Regions from separate parts of the Mus musculus genome. Here region 2 is linked to region 1. The links are chromatin loops, found by intact Hi-C in ENCODE. Cell type or tissue: left cerebral cortex. All regions are shown on one strand. Links, peaks and the distances in the headings refer to the core of each region. The heading gives the core; the rest is flanking DNA.

What was found. A loop is a pair of places that touch in the nucleus more often than their neighbours do. Peaks named below come from ENCODE experiments on the same cell type or tissue, not always from the same donor. Only the 100,000 strongest peaks of a DNase experiment are listed, where the experiment ranks them.
Region 2: it touches region 1 in a loop (4-fold over the local background); 2 of 42 quality-filtered maps call a loop at or near these places.

The regions. Positions count from the first base shown.
Region 1 is chr12:7,227,251-7,230,067 of GRCm38, forward strand. No RefSeq gene overlaps it. Among named protein-coding and RNA genes, the nearest start is that of Gm32773, 70 kb to the right of the region's middle. In left cerebral cortex, for the core only: no CTCF peak of the experiment used is centred there; DNase peaks (open chromatin) are centred at 1,080, 1,514 and 1,743; H3K27ac peaks cover 2,205 bases.
Region 2 is chr12:7,417,821-7,420,637 of GRCm38, forward strand. It overlaps the pseudogene Gm9139. Among named protein-coding and RNA genes, the nearest start is that of 1700101O22Rik, 39 kb to the left of the region's middle. In left cerebral cortex, for the core only: no CTCF peak of the experiment used is centred there; a DNase peak (open chromatin) is centred at 1,322.

The DNA.
Region 1 (2,817 bases), core at 35-2,534:
GTATGTGTGGTGTGGTCTGTGTGTGCCTGTGTGTATTCATGTATGTGTTTGTGTCCCTGTGTGTGATTGTGTTTCTGTCTGTGTGTGTGTGTATGTACGTACTTATATGTCTATATATAGGTGTGAAATAGAGAGTTTTTTAAGCATAGTGCCACCATGATGCTGGGTTCAGACAATATCCCCTCTCACTCATTCACCTCATTTATCTCTGCTCATTCAACAGACGAATAAATACCTTATTTTCCTTATCACTGACTTTGTATTTATTTCTGATTTTCTGCAGAAAATGCCTATGTTGTTCAGGCAATGAATGCTGCAGCTTGCACACTGGTTTGGAACACTGGCAACTCTGAAGCATATTTTCACTGTCAAGTGAAAAACCGATGGGGTAGGGATGATGATACGGCTGTCCTGAGATGTCCCAGAAGTAAATGTGTGTGAATCTCTAAGTTCCTAAGAAGAGTCACAGTGTGTGTGACATGGCACTTTTGTTGAAGAAAATGTCACCGATAAAATGCATCTATTAGTGTTTCAAAGACAGAAGCGTCATCATCAATAATATTTCAAGTACCTGTAAGAGCAGGTACAGACAGTCAGCTAATATATACTGGTTGGGCTAAAAGGGTTACTCATTGGGAGATTATAAATTTATGCTAATGTTACATATTTTATAACATTTCCAAGTAGGCGGTATGGTCTTATGAATAAAAAACACTTATTTTATTCATCAGTCATAATGAATCATACATTTTGTACAACTCAAAAAAATTCTCCCATGAAGAAATTAAGTTCTTCTTTTTCAGCTCTAAAGAACTATTTCATATCTTTGGTATACTTATTAGTGTGCTTTTTTTTTTTTTGTCCTGTGCACAGTAGGTCCACACCATGTATGTCATTAAAAATAGAGTTTCTTGTTCCTTGGGGAAAATAGAATTCCCACTTAGTTACAGCTTTCTGGCTGTGAGCAGCTGGTCTACCAGATGGGTCAGAAGACAGAGTGCACAGGAGTGCATTACAAATGGATATGATACAGCACTCTCGGCCAGCCCAGCAAGGGAAAAACAAGACATGCCCAAGAATAATGTTCCTCACCTAGCTGTTGCCATGCCTCAGTTAAATGGCACCTCCTTACTGAATCCAGCCCTGACAGCTCTAATTATAACGTTGTCTGTTTCTACCACCCAGGCCCTCCATGTCTCTACACCTACTTAGAAGTTATAAAAATTTGCTTGGCTTGTATTTCATTTTTAGTGGATTTATTTTTATTTTTATTTAAGAGTGTAAACATCATGCAGTTAGGGAGCACATTCTATTCCCGTTCCGTAGAAATGAGTTCATTTTTGTTAATAAACTTGTAATTCCGTGAAGCTATTATTTTCCTTTCCTCTTGTTGATCCAGAAACCAGGAATGCTATTTTCAGCTGAAGCAGACTCTCAACTTACCACAACTTCATTTCCAAGCTCAGCACAGGCTTCGGAGGCTGCCTACCCAGGGAATCATGTTTCTGAGAGTGGTGGTGTCTCTCTGCAGTTAAAATGCTCTTTCTATGTGAAACCTCCCCATGCTCTCTCTACTGCTCAGCAGCAGCTGAGAAGTCAGTCACTTGTGCAAACTCTGAAAGACTATTGATAAAAGAAAAGGGATGGCATTTGCTTCTGGCGCTTTACTCAAAGGTATGTGCCTGAAAGTCAGACAAAGATATCATGCACTGTAGGAAGTAGGAGTGATCTCTGAAGACAAAGTAGAAGGATATTCACAGGGTTGGAGCTTTTCATGGAAAATTCACTGTGTTCTGTGACAGACCAGCTCGGAGATGGAAAGATGAATGAGTGGGAGTCAGCAGAAACAGCAGCAGAATGGAGACTGGCAGGGAAAACAAGTCGTCTCTCCAGTGTCATGACCTTGAATCTGGCCACGGCTCCTGTAGGAGTTCCAGACCACTGAGAAGCAGAACCTGAGACCCCCGACACCACTGTAGACACTTGTAAAGGCAGCCCAAAGAAGGAGTTAATCCCAAGGCAGGTGGATAAGCCTGATCAAGCGTGTGTCTAGTTTGACAGAATATGTGGAAAAATAGATAAATGAAAGGTTTCCCAGAAGATTATTAGTTGAAGGAAGGAAAGAAAATTGCCCTAATTTTTGTTAGATTTCAGATGAGATTTCAGAGGAAAATTCACAAGAGAAATTAGCAGACTCTCAATCAGTGTTCTAATGCAGCCATTTAGAGTGCTTCATGCTGCTTCATTGACCAGGAAATGACTTTTCATCTGCCTAGAATTCTCTAGTACTTTCAACTGGAAGAGCTAGTCTACATTTCCCAATGTTAGAAGTCAGTTACAAAATGGTATTGACCCAGTTTTTCTGTCATCTTCCACTTCAGCAACAGGCACATGTGGAAGAGAACACTAGACATTACTTTCAGTTGCTCTCATGGGAATTTTAAAAATGTCACTCTGTAGTATGAGGGGGCAAATAGGTAGATAGAAATATGCGTTATAAAAGGGAACACTAGCAAAGGGTGCATACCAAGAGTATACTCTTATCACATTCATTTGCACATTCATTCATTTCAAAATCACGGAAAGTAAATCACTTTCTTCTTTTTATTTGAAACAGAATGTCTGTCAGTCAGGGTTTAATTAGTGTCCTCATAGACTGACACCAACTGAGTGATTGATTTTAATGTATTGACTATGATGTAAAGATCTTCCTGAGCCAGGCAGTGGTGGTACACACCTTTAATCCCAGCACTCGGGAGGCAGAGGTAGGCAGATTTCTGAGTTCGAGGCCAGCCTGGTCCACAAAGTGAGTTCCAG
Region 2 (2,817 bases), core at 110-2,609, 190 kb after region 1:
TTGAACAGCTTCACCAGGCGAGGCACCATCTCATCCTTCTGCTCGGCTTGGCCCAGCCGGCTGTAGCCACCAAAGCCCCAAAGATTCACTTCTGAGAGTCCAGGACCAGTGTGTGGTTAGCGCCACAGGCTACATCTCGAACCACCACATTTGGGACAGGCAAGATCTGCCCGTCCTTGGTCTTCTCTATAAAGATGACCAATCTCTGGGGCACCAGCTCACATTTATAGTCTATCCTCTGCACCTGGGCGATGAACTTCCTATCTGAGATGTGTCCTAGCTGGCCATATTCAGGGCACCAAAAGTCTTTTTATGGATATCTTTTACATAAAAATGCATAGCAATTGAAATTTGGGGATGATTGGGGTAATTCTTGGAACATACATTAAGCATACAAAAAGAAAAAAATTACTAGTTCTCGGGAAATCAGATATTGAATGACAAAGAATGAGTGAGGATGGAATGTATGTCTCTGTGTGTATGTATGTCTGGGTCTCTGTGTGTGTCTGTGCTTGTATCTGTGTGTATCTGTGTGTGTGTGTCTCTTGTGTGTGTATGTCTGTGTTGTGTCTGTGTATATGTTTGTATTTGTCTATGTTTGTGTCTCTGTGCGTTTCTGTGTGTGTGTGTGTGTGTGTGTATGTCTGTTGCTGTCTGTGTCTGTTTGTATGTGTGTCTGTGTTTGTGTCTGCATGTGTCTGTGTTTATATGTGTCTCTGTGTATACATGTGTGTATGTGTGTCTGTGCCTGTATCTGTGTATATGTGTGTCTCTGTGTGTACATGTGTTTGTGTGTGTCTGTGTTTGTGTCTGTCTATGTTTGTGTCTGTGTGTGTATATGTGTGTATGTGTCAGTATGATTTTGTCTGTGTGTATGTGTCTGTATGTGTGTGTGTGTGTGTGCATGTGTGTCTGTGTATGTCTGTATGTGTTTACATCTGTGACTGTGTGTACATGTGTGTATGTGTCTGTGTGTGTAAGTGTCTCTGTGTCTGTCAGTGGAATTGTGTCTGTATGTCTGCATATGTGTCTGTGTGTATGTGTGTGCTTTCTTCTGTCAGTGTGTCTCTGTGTGTGTGATATTGTCACCTGAAGCTTTAAGGATTTTGGTAGAATGGGCAATAATACATATGAGGATCATACACTGCAAACTGAACTAGCTCTCCCCACTAAGTCGATAGACAAGCCTTAAAAGGAAATGCTGAAAAAGCCACTGCAACTGCAGTACTGAGAAACATAAAGGCAGAGACTCCAGAGAGGTAAGACTGTGGCAAAGTTCTCCTGGGCAGCAGTTGGAGCATAGGAAGACATACTTTTCATAATCAGCCTTGCAGAATTTTTTGTATCTTCCTGTGGTATATAAAATTACCAAGGTTTTGCATATTTGTAAAGCTCCATATCACAGCTACATAGTTTCTCCTTAGAGGCCTAAAGGCAGCCCCAGGGACAGAAGGACCTAACTAGAAGATGACAAAGAAGGCAATGCTTTCTCTTGAGCAACTTTGAGGATCCAAACCCCCAGAGGCAGATGAAATACAGCTAGAGGAAATAGAATCAAGGAGACATACTGAAATTCACAGGATCACTTTCTCTACTCTCCCATGATATATCAGGAGCATGGAGCAGCAGACAGCAATGTGTGAAGTTTGTCCACTTCTGGGGAGGCCACTGTTTTCTCTATGCATTATTCTCAAGATTTGCATTCTCATTAGAGCACTTTCTTTAAAAATCAAAACAAAACAAACAAACAAAAAAACCCCAAAACTCATTTCTATAAGCCTTTTTGTGAAAAATTAGCCCAAAATGAACTCTTTGAACTCTTTTTAGGTAAACTATTCCCTACGTTGCACACCTTACCTTCACAAGTAGGTCATTTGAAACATAAATACAAAATCACAAGTCTACCTGTGATAGTTTCAATGAGAATGGCTCCAAACACTCATATGTTTTAATGCTTTGTCCCAGTTGGTGTGACTATTTGAGAAGAATTAGGAGGTAGGGACTTGCTAAAGGAGGTGAGTCTCTGGAGATTTGATTTCAAAAGCCCATATCATTTCAAGTTATTGCTCTCTCTGCCTCATGGTTGCTGTGTCAAGATGTGAGATCTTGACTTTGCTCCAGAACAATACTGAAGCACTGGCTGCCAGACACCCCACTCTCATGGTCATGGACTGAACTAACCTTCTGAAATGGTCATCCCTAATAAACATTGTTCTTTTATAAATTGCCTTTTTCGTAGTGTTTCATCACAACAACAAAAGCAACAAAAAGGAAACTGAGACACACATTTTAAAAAGTTGAATTGTCTGTAATGGCATTAAAGAAGTATAATGGGAAAAAGACATGACTGTGTGAATGGGGATATCTCTCCTCTGCTTCAGTTTCTGGAGAGAGAGAGAGAGAGAGAGAGAAAGAGAGAGAGAGAGACAGAGGGAGGAAGGGGGAGGGAGGGATGAGGGAGGAAGGGGGAAAGGGAGGGAGGGGGAGAGGGAGGGAGGGGGAGCGAGAGGGAGGGAGGGAGGGAGGGGGAGAGGGAGGGAGGGGGAGAGGGAGGGAGGAAGGGAGGGGGAGAGGGAGGGAGGAAGGGAGGGAGGGAGGGAGGGAGGGAGAGAGAGATGCAGAAATGATTTGAGTGCCCTGTGGGAGAATGAGCTCTCCGTGGTGCTGAATGCAATCCTGCTGAAGGAACATCAACCATAGACATTGAAAATTATATGAAAACTGAAAACTTAGAGATGATTTATTCTAATATTCAAAACTACTCTGGTCTCTCAGTGACTCAAGAGATACAAAACATCTTAGATTTCTGATATAGTG